4 separate regions of the Homo sapiens genome follow, and all the other regions are linked to region 4. The links are chromatin contacts, found by Hi-C or POLR2A ChIA-PET in ENCODE. All regions are on one chromosome and are shown on one strand. Each heading gives the region's core, a stretch centred on a gene start or an enhancer-like site at or near the end of the contact. The rest is flanking DNA. Distances are from core to core; before and after follow the strand shown. Region 1 overlaps GAB3 (GRB2 associated binding protein 3). Region 2 holds the start of TAFAZZIN (tafazzin, phospholipid-lysophospholipid transacylase). Region 3 holds the start of GAB3 (GRB2 associated binding protein 3). Region 4 holds the start of IKBKG (inhibitor of nuclear factor kappa B kinase regulatory subunit gamma).

The links. Hi-C counts contacts between places; a loop is a spot of excess contacts on that map. ChIA-PET counts read pairs that join two places held with the same protein, here RNA polymerase II (POLR2A). Pooled maps may share reads with other maps.
Region 1: a pooled map shows a loop between it and region 4 (2.9-fold over the local background). The contact joins the enhancer-like site here to the promoter of IKBKG in region 4. A Hi-C loop is called at or near these places in 1 of 168 maps with a recorded cell type or tissue (A673) and 6 of 50 pooled maps. POLR2A ChIA-PET finds 5 or more read pairs at or near these places in 3 of 52 experiments (GM12878, activated CD4-positive, alpha-beta memory T cell and activated T-cell).
Region 2: a pooled map shows a loop between it and region 4 (10-fold over the local background). The contact joins the promoter of TAFAZZIN here to the promoter of IKBKG in region 4. A Hi-C loop is called at or near these places in 17 of 168 maps with a recorded cell type or tissue (CD4-positive, alpha-beta T cell, CD8-positive, alpha-beta T cell, IMR-90 and 14 more), 6 of 37 single-sample maps with no recorded cell type and 24 of 50 pooled maps. POLR2A ChIA-PET finds 5 or more read pairs at or near these places in 13 of 52 experiments (CD8-positive, alpha-beta memory T cell, IMR-90, MCF 10A and 8 more).
Region 3: a map of A673 shows a loop between it and region 4 (3-fold over the local background). The contact joins the promoter of GAB3 here to the promoter of IKBKG in region 4. A Hi-C loop is called at or near these places in 2 of 168 maps with a recorded cell type or tissue (A673 and gastrocnemius medialis), 1 of 37 single-sample maps with no recorded cell type and 16 of 50 pooled maps. POLR2A ChIA-PET finds 5 or more read pairs at or near these places in 8 of 52 experiments (A673, CD4-positive, alpha-beta memory T cell, CD8-positive, alpha-beta T cell and 5 more).

What each region holds. Positions count from the first base shown.
Region 1 is chrX:154,732,643-154,735,848 of GRCh38, forward strand. All of the region lies in intron 1 of GAB3 (GRB2 associated binding protein 3), which reads right to left. Among named protein-coding and RNA genes, the nearest start is that of GAB3, 17 kb to the right of the region's middle. Within about 2 kb of position 1,554, at least 29 of the 41 ENCODE cell types and tissues checked have a DNase peak (open chromatin) inside an H3K27ac peak, as active enhancers do.
Region 2 is chrX:154,409,993-154,412,970 of GRCh38, forward strand. It overlaps TAFAZZIN (tafazzin, phospholipid-lysophospholipid transacylase), which reads left to right and starts at 1,547. Exons shown (of 11, transcript NM_000116.5): 1 at 1,547-1,960; 2 at 2,094-2,222. The coding sequence starts at 1,852. It also overlaps a transcript of DNASE1L1 not described here. RefSeq lists a silencer at 1,534-2,073.
Region 3 is chrX:154,749,615-154,752,636 of GRCh38, forward strand. It overlaps GAB3 (GRB2 associated binding protein 3), which reads right to left and starts at 1,463. Exons shown (of 10, transcript NM_001081573.3): 1 at 1,340-1,463. The coding sequence starts at 1,411. RefSeq lists silencers at 1,109-1,168, 1,339-1,418.
Region 4 is chrX:154,546,248-154,549,221 of GRCh38, forward strand. It overlaps IKBKG (inhibitor of nuclear factor kappa B kinase regulatory subunit gamma), which reads left to right and starts at 1,373. Exons shown (of 10, transcript NM_001099857.5): 1 at 1,373-1,498. G6PD (glucose-6-phosphate dehydrogenase) reads right to left here and starts at 599. Exons shown (of 13, transcript NM_001360016.2): 1 at 542-599. RefSeq lists enhancers at 1-178, 1,481-1,760 and a silencer at 481-1,040.

The sequences.
Region 1 (3,206 bases), core at 304-2,803, 190 kb after region 4:
GTGAGTCTAAGGGTGAGAGGGAAGAAAAGAGATGACAGGGGAAGGAGTGAGCCGTTCTAGAAAGGGTCCCAGCACCCCAGGGTCAGTGGGAAACCCAGCAGTCAGCTACAGCCCCAAATGAATTTTTTCAGGGTGGTTCATCAGTTCTAAGTACTCCTCTGGCTGGAGGAAGTTGCCAAAACCACCTCCGAGCCCCCGGCCAGCACATAACCTTGAGTCAATAGAAGCTGCTCCATCAGAGACCACAGGGCACCAGTGTTTACTTAAGCTCCTGTCTCAGCGTGGGAGAAGTTAAGACCCCAGAGGGCATCTGCCTGCTGACTTATCCCCAGGTACTTGGAGAGGAAAAGAACACTCTCAATTTCAACTTGGTTTCATTACTTGCTTGGCTCAAAGCACATCTGCTAGAAGGAAGAACTCTTTATTGCTTACAGTTCCAGACAAACTCTTGGCCTCTTCACTGTTGACCCAAATGCCCTTTCTTTCCTCCCAAGAATACATGTGCAAGTTAGGGTTCAGAAAATGTTTGCTGAATGAATCAGTGAGCACTGGTCCAGAATATGTCAATATGCACACTCAGATACAACAACACCAACCAGTCTCATTTGCAATTCAATGTATGCTATTTTTTATGTGTCACGTCCCTTTGTGAACTGCTGTGAACTGTCTGTGAACTGCTGTTCATGTATGTTGCCCATTTTCCAATTGTGATGCTGATCTTTTTCTAATCATTGATCAGGATTACTCATAAAAGTGAAGAATATGAACTCTTTGCTTGCCTCGTATGATGTGAAAAACTTTCGCATTTTGTCATTTGCCTTATAAGTTGGTATTGTTTTTGAAGTACCTAAAATAGTGTTCAGCATATAGGAGACACTCACTAGATTATTTGTTGGAGAACCGACTGAATAAATAAATGAGCAAAGAGATATGTTTTATTTTCATGTAGCAAAAATCCTTCTCTCCTCCTTTATGGTTTTTCCTCTGCTATCATGTTTAGAAAGGTTTTCCCAACCCCACGATCAGATTGAGATTCAATAACATTGTCCCTTCTAGAAATTATATTATTTCGTTTTCTTTACATTTAAATACAACATATATCTAGAATTTGTCTCTCATATCTGCGTTAAGTGAGATTGATCTACAATTTTCTTTTTTGTACCGTAAGCTCTTTACCTAATTTGGTATAAGGGTCATAGCTCAAGAGATCTCAAATCTAAAGACTTTCCGAGTCAGTTATCTGTCCTGGAGGTAATTATCTGACAATAACTTTCATCTCTTATATTTACTTACAATGTTGATCAGTCTAACATTTTAGGGGCTAACACTTTGAAGAGTGTACCTTTTTTTTGGCAAGGTGATGTTAGAATTCTCATTTGGTGTGAAAATTTGGGTGGGGTTAAATTACTGTTTAAACCTCAGTTTAACTTCTAATTACACTGTTCTCCTGGCCAAAGACCCTAAACCACTGATTTCTTGTTAGCACTAAAAGCCACAATGTAACAGACTGGCTTCTTGTGAAATAGGAACCAAATACTGCCAGAACTGGAAGCCTCTAACAGGAAGTCATGACTTAGTGGTGAAATAACTAAAGAAAAGGAGGGGACAGAAAAGCAGCCATTCCCCTTTGGGGGCCTAGCTGTCACTTTGCTGCTGTTGCCTTTTAGTAAGTAATAGCCAAAGCTTTAGCTTGGTCTAGAGCATGGTGACGTTCTTATGTGCAAAGAAGGCAAAATAGGCTGAATTACTTGGATAGAAATTCTCCAGTGAAAGGCTACAAATATGAGTAAGTCAAACAAATAATCACTGTGCAGAATGCTAATGTTGTAACAGAGGGAAGTCCAGGGCCTAAGAGGGAGGATGGGAAGGTTTTCGCCCACACACTTTGCAGGTCAGTGGGACGTTCTTACAAGGCTCTACTTGGCAGGAAGACACTGTGTTTTCAGGCACTGGGCACAACCCACAAGGGAAGGAACCCCGACTTTGATGTAGCACACTGCAGGCCCTGGGGAGACAGCGCTGAGCAAGGCGCTCAGGGAGGGAGACAGACAAGTAAACAGAGGGGCTGCTTTGCAAGGGAAGGAAACTGACTTTGATCGCTGTTTCCACTCTAACGCTTGCCCTTAGCTACAGAGACAGCAGATCTGGAGCCACCCCAGCCAAGGCTTCCCAGCATGCTTTGAGCACATCCAGTCTGACTGAAGTGGGGGCTAACCTCCTATTATGCGATCTGGAAGCCTTCTCCACTCCAAGATTATCAAAATATTTTCCTATGTTTTCTTTTAATCTTCTATGTTGAATTACACATAAATGTGTATGTAATAAACAAAGCACAAAAAGAGCTTCTATGAGACGTTAAGATAAATATGAATGACCTAATTAATAGAAAAACATGGGCAAAATATATGAATCAGTATTTCACAGAAAAAGAAACAGAAATGGCCCCAAACTATATATCCATATCTAATTTTAAATGAGACATCTTTGTATATAAGCCTGGCAAAAATGTTCAAACATGTGCAATGTATCTTAATGTCATTCTTCATAATAACTAAAAATCAGAAAGAAACTAAATATCTATCAAAAGGTTGAATAAATTATGGTATGAATAAGCAAACCACACACATAAGCCCCTCCACCCCAGTCTACGCTTATATTTTGGCAATCTCCGCACTCTCATGTGCTGTGATTATTTGAGTGCCATTCCCTTCATCCCATTTACAAGTCGGAGTGAAATGAAAAGTCTATAACTCCAAAAGCAAATTTTCAAAACAATTAAATGCAGACTGTTCACAAGACATCTTCCCAGAATGGAGCCCATGGGGGTAGTTGGGGCTTTCACATCTCAGTACATGGCAACTCTATCCTTCCAGCTGCTCAGGCCAAGACACTGGAATTCTCGACTCCTTTCTTTCTCTTGCATAGAATAACCAATCCATCAGAAAATCTTACCGGTTCTACCTTTAGAATATACCCCTCTCCACGCATCTCACCTGTATCACTGCACTAGCCCCTCACCTGGTCTCCCTGCTTCTGCCCTGGCCCCTACAGCTTGCAGGCAGCTGCCAGAGTGATCCTGTTACAATTCACATCAAATCATGTCAGTTCTGTTCTCAGAACCCTCTGGTGTCTTCCTCCCTTACTCAGACGAAAAGCCAAAGGCTAAAGTAAGGCCTCTACTCACATCACCACTCTGACCTCATTTG
Region 2 (2,978 bases), core at 297-2,796, 140 kb before region 4:
GCACTTTGGGAGGCTGAGGCGGGTGGATACGAGGTCAGGCGTTCAAGACCAGCCTGGCCAACATAATGAAACCCGTTTCTACTAAAAATACAAAAAATTAGCCCGGCGTGGTGGTGGGCGCCTGTAATCCCAGCTACTCAGGAGGCTGAGGCAGGAGAATTGCTTGAGCCTGGAAGGCGGAGCTTGCAGTGAGCCGAGATCACACCACTGCACTCGCACTCCAGCCCGGGCGACAGTGCGAGACTCCATCTCAAAAAAAAAAATCAATAAATTATGGTTTAAAAATAAAAAACAGGCCAGGTAGGATGACTCACACTTTGGGAGGAGAGGCAGACAGATCACCTGAGGCCGGGAGTTCGAGACCAGCTTGACCAACATGAAGAAACCCAGCCTCTACTAAAAATACAAAAATTAGCCAGGTGTGGTGGCTTGCGCCTGTAATCCCAGCTACTCAGGAGGCTGAGACAGAAGAATCGCTTGAACCTGGGAGGCAGAGGTTGCAATGAGCTGAGATCTCGTCACTGCACTCCAGCCTGGGCAACAGAGCAAGACTCTGTCTCAAAAATAAAAATAAATAAAAATAAAAATAAAAAACTGCCGGGTGCGGTGGCCCATGCCTGTAATCCTAGCACTTTGGGAGGCTGAGGTGGGTGGACTGCCTGAGCTCAGGAGTTCGAGACCAACCTGGGCAACATGGTGAAACCCCATCTCTACTAAAATACAAAAAAAAAAAAAAATTAGCCGGGCGTGGCGACCTGCGCCTGTAGTCCCAGCTACTCAGGAGGCTGAGGCAGGAGAATAGCTTGAACCCGGGAGGCGGAGGTTGCAGTGAGCCGAGATTGTGCCACTGCACTCCAGTCTGGCGACAGAGCGAGACTCCTAAAAAAATAATAATAAATAAATAAATATAAAATAAAAATAAAAAACTGGCTGCTTAATGCATAGGGGGCTTTCTTTCCGGGTCATGAATATGTTTCAGAACTAGAGGTAGTAGCTGACATTGTGACTGTATCAGATGGTATAAAATACTGTTTCTTGTATTACATATGATACACAATATGTTTGTATATATTGCTGTATATATTGTATATTTTGCCATACAGTAGATTATACATTGCTACATACACATAGTATCATGTAGTACTGTAACTATGTCAAATTGTATATGTGGCTGGGCGGGGTGGCTCACGGCTGTCATCCCAACACTTTGGGAGGCCGAGGCGGGTGGATCAGAGTGTGATGGCGGGCGCCTGTGGTCCCAGCTACTCGGGAGGCTGAGGCAGGAGAATCGCTTGAGTCTGGGAGATCGAGGCTGCAGTGAGCCATGATCCCATCACTGCACTCCAGCCTGGGTCTGGCTGGACCCTGTGTCAAACAAAAAACAGAAACACTAGAGAGACAAAAGGCGAGCGCAGGAGGCTGCCAGGAAGCGGGAGCCCCACGGGGTGACGGCCACTTCCCGCCGCCCCGGGGCTGGCCTCGCTGCCGTCAAGCGGCCCGTGCGCGCTTTGCGACAGTCGGTCGGGCTGGGCACCGGCGCAGGTTCGCTTTCCGGCGGTTGCACCGGGCCGGGGTGCCAGCGCCCGCCTTCCCGTTTCCTCCCGTTCCGCAGCGCGCCCACGGCCTGTGACCCCGGCGACCGCTCCCCAGTGACGAGAGAGCGGGGCCGGGCGCTGCTCCGGCCTGACCTGCGAAGGGACCTCGGTCCAGTCCCCTGTTGCGCCGCGCCCCCGTCCGTCCGTGCGCGGGCCAGTCAGGGGCCAGTGTCTCGAGCGGTCGAGGTCGCAGACCTAGAGGCGCCCCACAGGCCGGCCCGGGGCGCTGGGAGCGCCGGCCGCGGGCCGGGTGGGGATGCCTCTGCACGTGAAGTGGCCGTTCCCCGCGGTGCCGCCGCTCACCTGGACCCTGGCCAGCAGCGTCGTCATGGGCTTGGTGGGCACCTACAGCTGCTTCTGGACCAGTGAGTGGGCCCAGGCCGAGGCAGGCCCGCCCGGGTACCCATGCCCGGCCGGAGGTGGGACTTAGGGTGGGGGACGCCGCGGCCCCGACCTAGCGGGCGAGCCCGGAGCGCCTGACTTCTCCTTCCCCGCCAGAGTACATGAACCACCTGACCGTGCACAACAGGGAGGTGCTGTACGAGCTCATCGAGAAGCGAGGCCCGGCCACGCCCCTCATCACCGTGTCCAATCACCAGTCCTGCATGGACGACCCTCATCTCTGGGGTACCCGGGCCAGTGTGCTGGGCAGGGGGAGGAAAGGCGAGGATTCGGGACGGGCCCAGCCTCGTCAGAACAAACCCCTTCTCGCTGCCTTTTCATGGAGCCCTGGCACTCCGGTTTCCGGGCGTTCTGCCCCAGGGCTGAGACTTGGATTTGTGGCTCCTGCAGCATCCCTGAGGGAGCATGATTTGGAGAGGGCCTTGGGCATGGAGCAGGACCAAGGAACGGCCACAGGGCATATCTTACAGCTCCTTTAACGTCAGGCCTCCAGAACCCTCTGTTCTCTAAACCATCCAGGGCCCCACAGTCTTGGGAAAAATTTGGGGGTTGGACATAGGATATCCTGTGAGGAAGTTCTGGGCCAGGGACTGGAAGCCCAGTGTCCTGGCTTCAGGTTTGCCCCTGGCTGGGCGTGTACCGTTCAGCCCTATTTGGGAGCCTGGTTGCCACACCTAGAGGTTCCTGCTCTGCTGACTTCACAGGAAGTTGCTTGGCTCTGGTAACCAGATGGCCGGGTGGAGGGGTGCCTGGGGCTTCCACTCCTGAACAGAGAGCTTAACTGTCCTAGAGTTCATGGGGAGCCACCTAGCCACACTGGAGCCCTTCAGAGCTCACCCTGGCTGCTGGGTGGAGAAAGGCCTATAGATGTCACAGGTGGATCCTGGGAGGCCAGGAAGGAGGACTTGGAGCCATCCACTAGCCTAGACTGGGCTGGTTGCAGTGACAGTACAGGGAGAAGTATAGAAGAATGGGCATTGT
Region 3 (3,022 bases), core at 213-2,712, 200 kb after region 4:
GCACTTAGAGAAATCTCAGTATTTATGCACTCCTGATATTCACGTGCTAAATAGAACAACCTTCCTCTAAAGTTCTGTTCTGCAGAACAAACAACAAAAATCTTTTCAAAGACCCCTAAGAGAGAAACACACACTGTCTAGCCCGATGTGAATGGGGAAAGAGGGCTTGAGCAACTCTATGTTCAGGAAAATCTCCTGCCACACATTCTGGAAGTATTCATACATTATTAAAGTCTTTTTATAATCCCACCTCTTGAACTTCCACACAATATGTGCCTCATCTATGTGGGAACAAAAACAGTTGTGAAATTTGGCCAGAAGAGGACAGCAGTTTGAGAGCACTGTATAGACAAGAGCACAAGGCTGAACCACATTTGGGGTGGGCTGCTTTGGATGAGCGCAGACATGCGCGAGTTTGTTCCTACCACCGTGCAGTGAAGTTGCAGAGAAATTAGGAATTAAGAACAAGATGAATCCATCCAGCTACTCCCAGCCTAAAAAAAGCAAGAAGTCCTAATAGCTATTTATATGCAACTCCCTGGGGACTGAAGTGGTTCTTCCTAATGGCTGAAAAACACTGAGTAGCAATCAGGTCTTTAAGCAGAATGTTTTTAAGACCTTATCGTGAGGACGCTGATGGAGATAATGAACGTTTGAGGTGTCGATAGTACATCTTAAAACGGTAATGGAATAGGTAGGAAGATTCGCTCTTCCAAGTATTCCTAATTTCATATTAGTAAAAGTCAGTTGTCCAGCTGGCACTATAAAAGCGCGGTGTCAGCATTAAGAAGAAGCTGAAAGGAGTTACACGATGAGAAACGAGTTACACTGTGTAGGGTTCCAGACAGCAGTGTCCGATGACAGCTACAAGAGCAGCACTCCTTACTCCTTACGGTCCAGGGGGAATGCAGGCAATTCCCCTCTGGCTGTCAGTCTCCCTATCCCCTGCCGCGTCTCCTTCGCGGGGCGATGGGTCTCAGAGCCACCCCCAGCCAAAGAAAGGGGCACGCTTTCGAGATGTCTCCCTGGCCGCTCCTGTACGGAGAGTGGCGCCTGAGGTTTCAGCCCCAACCCGCCTCCCTCCGCTAGAGTCAGCGGCGGTCTGGAGTCCCTGAGCCCCGCGGGCAGGCGCCACCTGGTCTCCGGCCCGCTGCCTAGCACAGCGGCGAAGCTGGCTCGACGTGCGATTTCGGTTTCCGTCCGTCGGCCTCGCCCGCAGTCCCGGGCGCTGGGAGCGGCTGCGCCTGGCGCGCCCGGAGCCCAGCGGCTCCCCGCGGCCGCCCCGCGGGCGGGTGCCCCGGGACGCGAAGGCCGGGCGGGTGGCGGCGCCCCTACTCACGTAGCGCTGTAGCTTCCTCTCGGGGGGCGACTTAACGAGCCAGCCGGTGCACACTGCGTCGCCCGCACTCATCGTGGCCGCCGCCGCCGCTTCCTCCAGCTGGGCCAGCCGCCCGCGGCAGAAGGAAGTCGGGCCAAGGATGCCGGCGGGGCGGGCCCAGCGCCCGCCCGCCCAGCGCCGCCCCGAGCGGCCGCTGCGACCCCCGCCTCCGGCCGCCGCGGCCCCCGGGGAGGGAACCGACGCCGCCCGCAACCCAAGACGGCGGGAAAAGCAAGCAGCGAAGCCTGGGAAGCCCCTTCGAGCAACTGCAGCTCCGCCAGCGGCTGTGCCCGGGGGGGGGGTGTGGGGGGGGGAGCCTACGCAGCAGGGCGCCTGCCACTCTCACCCAGGGTCACGAGAAAGCGCTCGGAAGGAGCCCTGCGACCTAATGGGAGCACAGCCTGGAACCTGTTGCCCTCATGCCCCATCCCCAATCCGCCACGCCAAACGGGCTGGTCCCTGGGTCTCAGGGACCCTGGAGCTGAAACCCAAGTACCACCTGCATCTGCCATGTGCATAGTTCACGGAGAAACAAAAGCAAGACTCCTCTTGGACTTCCCTATTCCACTTGATTGCTTGCACAGTAGTGTGTTTTCTATGTCCCTCCCCCAAAGATCGTTGTATTCAGTGATAAGCTTTGCCGGCTAAACGGTCTAAATGTCTTAATGAACCCAAATGACCCAAACTCAAAAGGTAGTGCTGTTTGCAATCTCTTTGACTCGAAGGTTTTAAAAGATGGATCTAAAGTCGATTGTGCCAACTAGTGTGCTGACCACGCTAAGTAAAAATAACAATCATGAGCACCTAACACTTGTGACCTTCCTTACTGCCAAGCTAACACCATGCCAGCGATTGTGCTAAGCACTTTCCAGGCGTTATCTCATTGAATCCACACAACACCCTGTCAAAGGGCTCTTATTATTATCTCAATTTTGCAGGTTACTAAAATGAAAAACAGGATGACAGTGTCACTTGTCGAGAGCCACACGAGAAAATCATCCATAGGCAGCCAGAGCTGTGTCAAGAGCCCATCCACTTAAGCACCACCCTCTGCTTTTTGTGGGTATCATCTATGTGACGTTTGCTAGCATCTTCAACAGAATGACCAACCTCCCATCCTATCAGGCCAGATGCTTCAGGGTGATGAGCTAACATGGTAACACCAGTGGAGTCCATCAGCATGCGCACACTGGCTTATAATGATTTTCTTGTGTGAGATAATGTCAGTGTGAATAATGGGTTCAGTAAGTCAATGGGCAGGAGTGCCAGCAGAAATGTGAATTTTAAAAAAGCGAATCCATGTACAAAATTAGTACCTGTTCAAGTGAGAAAAAATTGCTGCCCCTTCCAGATGGCAGTCCAGGTGGCTGTCTGGTCCCCCCAGGGAATGCTGTTATTAAGGGTTCATTGTTTGTCTCTGCCTGTGGGCAGCTTGAGCACTTAGCAGTGGCTGTGGCCATATCAACTGTTGCCAGTCCCTGAGAGCCCCACTATGCATTGCTAATTCTCTAAGTCTTGCTTACACCTCTGTTAAAAAAAAAATCCCTTAATTATACTTTCCTCATTTCAACCCCTTGAGTCTACTGTTTGCTTCCTTTTGAAACCTTGACCGATAGACCTGGTCATGAGGAACTCCCTACGACA
Region 4 (2,974 bases), core at 123-2,622:
TCTCACACCAGGGTGACACCTGATTGCCCAAATCACTCCTTGTGAACGGCTGGGCATTGGGGAGTGGTTGATGGGTTAGAAACTGCTGGCTCTGGGCTCCAGCCACTCTCTCCTAGGCAGCCTTCATTCAGGGTGTACATTACAAAATTACTCAAAGCATTGGTGTATTCCGACTACAGCATCAATTCTGGACAACCGAGTAAAATCCTTGTGGGGCATGGAACTGCGTGCCCAGGACCATCTCATTCCCGACTGTAGCGGGAACTCCACAATGACCTGGAGCATGGGAGATGGTGCAGATGCTGGAGTTCAGCTCCAGCCCTCCCCTTGCCAAGCTGGGTGACCCCGGTCGGCAAGTCCCCTTCGCTCTCGGGGTCTCAGGGGCTCAAGAGAGGAGGTGCGGGGTATAAAGGGATTGGTTAAGACCCTCTCGATTCTGCTCGGTTCTCAAGCACAACAAACAGCGTGTATTTTACCGCCGCGCGGCGCAGCGCGGGACAGTACGCTCCTCCGCCTGCGCGGCGCCCGCCCGGCCGGTTACCTGCGCTTCGTCGTCGTCGCCCTCCGCGCTCGCAGCCCCGAAGTGTACGACCGTTTCCGGGGGCTGAGCCCCGCCGGCCCATTTAATCGGCGGGGGCGGGGGCGGGCGCCTGGGCTGAGCGGACCCGCCTCAGGCGAGGCGTGCGGGGCGGGGCCTCGGCCACCACCCCTCGTGCGGGCGGGGCGGGGCGAGGGCAGGTGCGCGCGCATCCCAGGCCAGCCCCTGCCTCTCGGGCACCTGCGCTGGAGGCCGGCCCGCCGGCTGCCTGCCATACCCGCTGCCGCTGCTCTGCATCCCCAATTCCGGCGGGCACGGGTGCAGCTCCGCGTAGTGCTCCCGCATCCCCATCGCCGGCCCGGCCCCGCCCCTACTGTCCGGTTTCCCCGCCTGCCCCGGCGGCCTCGCGCGCTCGCGGAGGGCTCCACTTCCGCCGGCAGCGTGGCCACGCCTCCTCTGGGCTGTCCCTCGGCTCCTGGGCGGGGCCTTCTGCCGCGCCACTCCCCCGGGAACCCTCGCCTGTTCGCGGGTCAAGCCGGCCCTATTGGGCAGTCTCTTCTTGATTCCTCCCCCGGAGAGGGCGGGGCGGCCGAGCGCCCCGAGGCTAGACGCCGCCGTCCGAGAGACGAGGGGGCGTGTAGGCGGTGACGCCCTGCAAAGTGGCCGGCGTGCTTATCATTACCGAGCTTCCGCGGGCCTGCAGAGCCTGGCGGACTCAGACTTCTCTCCGGAGCGGGATGCGGCCCTACCGCGGCCTCACACTTCTCGCCGGCTTCCCGAGTTCTCGGGGGCGGGGCTTGTGTTTTTACTTCCGGATCCCACAGCTATGACACCGGAAGCCGGAAGCGTGGTAGGGAAGGGCGACCGCGAAACTGGGACTTTCTCGGAGCGCCGGGGCCCTACCAGCGTTCACAGTCCGCCGCTCCCACCCTTCTCACGTCTGACGGACTCTGCTGACAGGTGTGGTCCTTTTCCCCAAAGACAGGGTTCCATCCGTGGGCGTTCCGCCGCCTCCGAAACTTCCCCCGGACGTTCAGGCTCCCCCCTCTTTTTTGGGCCCCAGCCCGTTCCTGCTCCGCGCTTCTGGAGCACTGGCCAAGGCGGGCCGATTCAGGACCCAGGTTACTTGGGCGGCGAGCTGGACTGTTTCTACTCCTCCCTCCTCCTCCACTGCGGGGTCTGACCCTACTCCTTGTGTGAGGACTCCTCTAGTTCAGAGACATATTCTGTTCACCAAACTTGACTGCGCTCTATCGAGGTCGTTAAATTCTTCGGAAATGCCTCACATATAGTTTGGCAGCTAGGTATCTGATTTCATATGCCTGTTTGCTCGTTTTGCAAGACAACATCTGCCTATCGTCATACTGTTTCTGTGATCTGAGAATGAATGGGCTCTCCTGGCACATTAGAGGAATAGCACGGAGGTCACTATAGCTGGAGCAGAGTGAGGGAGGGGAGCACAGTTGGAGAGGAAGGGATGGGGAACCCGATGGTACAGGGCCTTGTAGGCCGTTGTAGGGAGATTGGCTTTTACGCAGAAGGCAACGGGGATCCATGGTAGGGTTCTCAGTAGAGGAGGAATGTGATCGGAATTACGTCTTACACTGATCGTTCTAGCAGTGGTGGGGAGAACAGACCATAGTGGGCAAGGGTAAAAGAAGGGTGGCGTGGTAAGAGGTAATTGCAGTAATCCAGCTCAGAGACAGTGCTTTGAGCATTTTATTATTGGAAATTTCAAAAATGTACGAAAGTAGAAAAATGAGTATAGTAAATCTTTTTGGTTTGTTTGTTTTTGAGAGATGGAGTCTCGCTCTGTCGCCCAGGCTGGAGTGCAGTGGCATGATCTCAGCTCACTCTAACCTCCTCCTCCTGGGTTCAAGCGATTCTCCTGCCTCAGCTTCCCAGGTAGCTGGGACTGCAGGCGTGCGCCACTACGCCCAGCTAATTTTTGTATTTTTAGTAGAGACGGGGTTTCACTATATGTTGGCCAGTCTGGTCTTGAACTCCTGACCTCAGGTGATCTGCCTGCCTCAGACTCCCAAAGTGCTGGGATTACAGGTGTGAGCCACTGCGCTCGGCCAGTATAGTAAATCTTACATTCACAGCTACCAACTTCAACAATTGAAGGTATCAACTTCTGACTAATTTTGTTTATATCCCTCGCAATCCTCTCCCATTATTATTTTATTTCTTTTTCTTTCTTTCTTTCTTTTTTTTTTTTTTTTGAGACAGAATCTCGCTCTGTCACCAGGCTGGAGTGCAGTGGTGTGATCTCCACCCACTGCAACTTCCGCCTCCTGGATTCAAGCGATTCTTCTGCCTCAGCCGCTGGGACTACAGTTGTGCACCACCACGCCCAGCTAATTTTTGTATTTTTAGTAGAGATGGGGTTTCATCATGTTGGCCAGGATGGTCTTGATCTCTTGACCTTGTCAT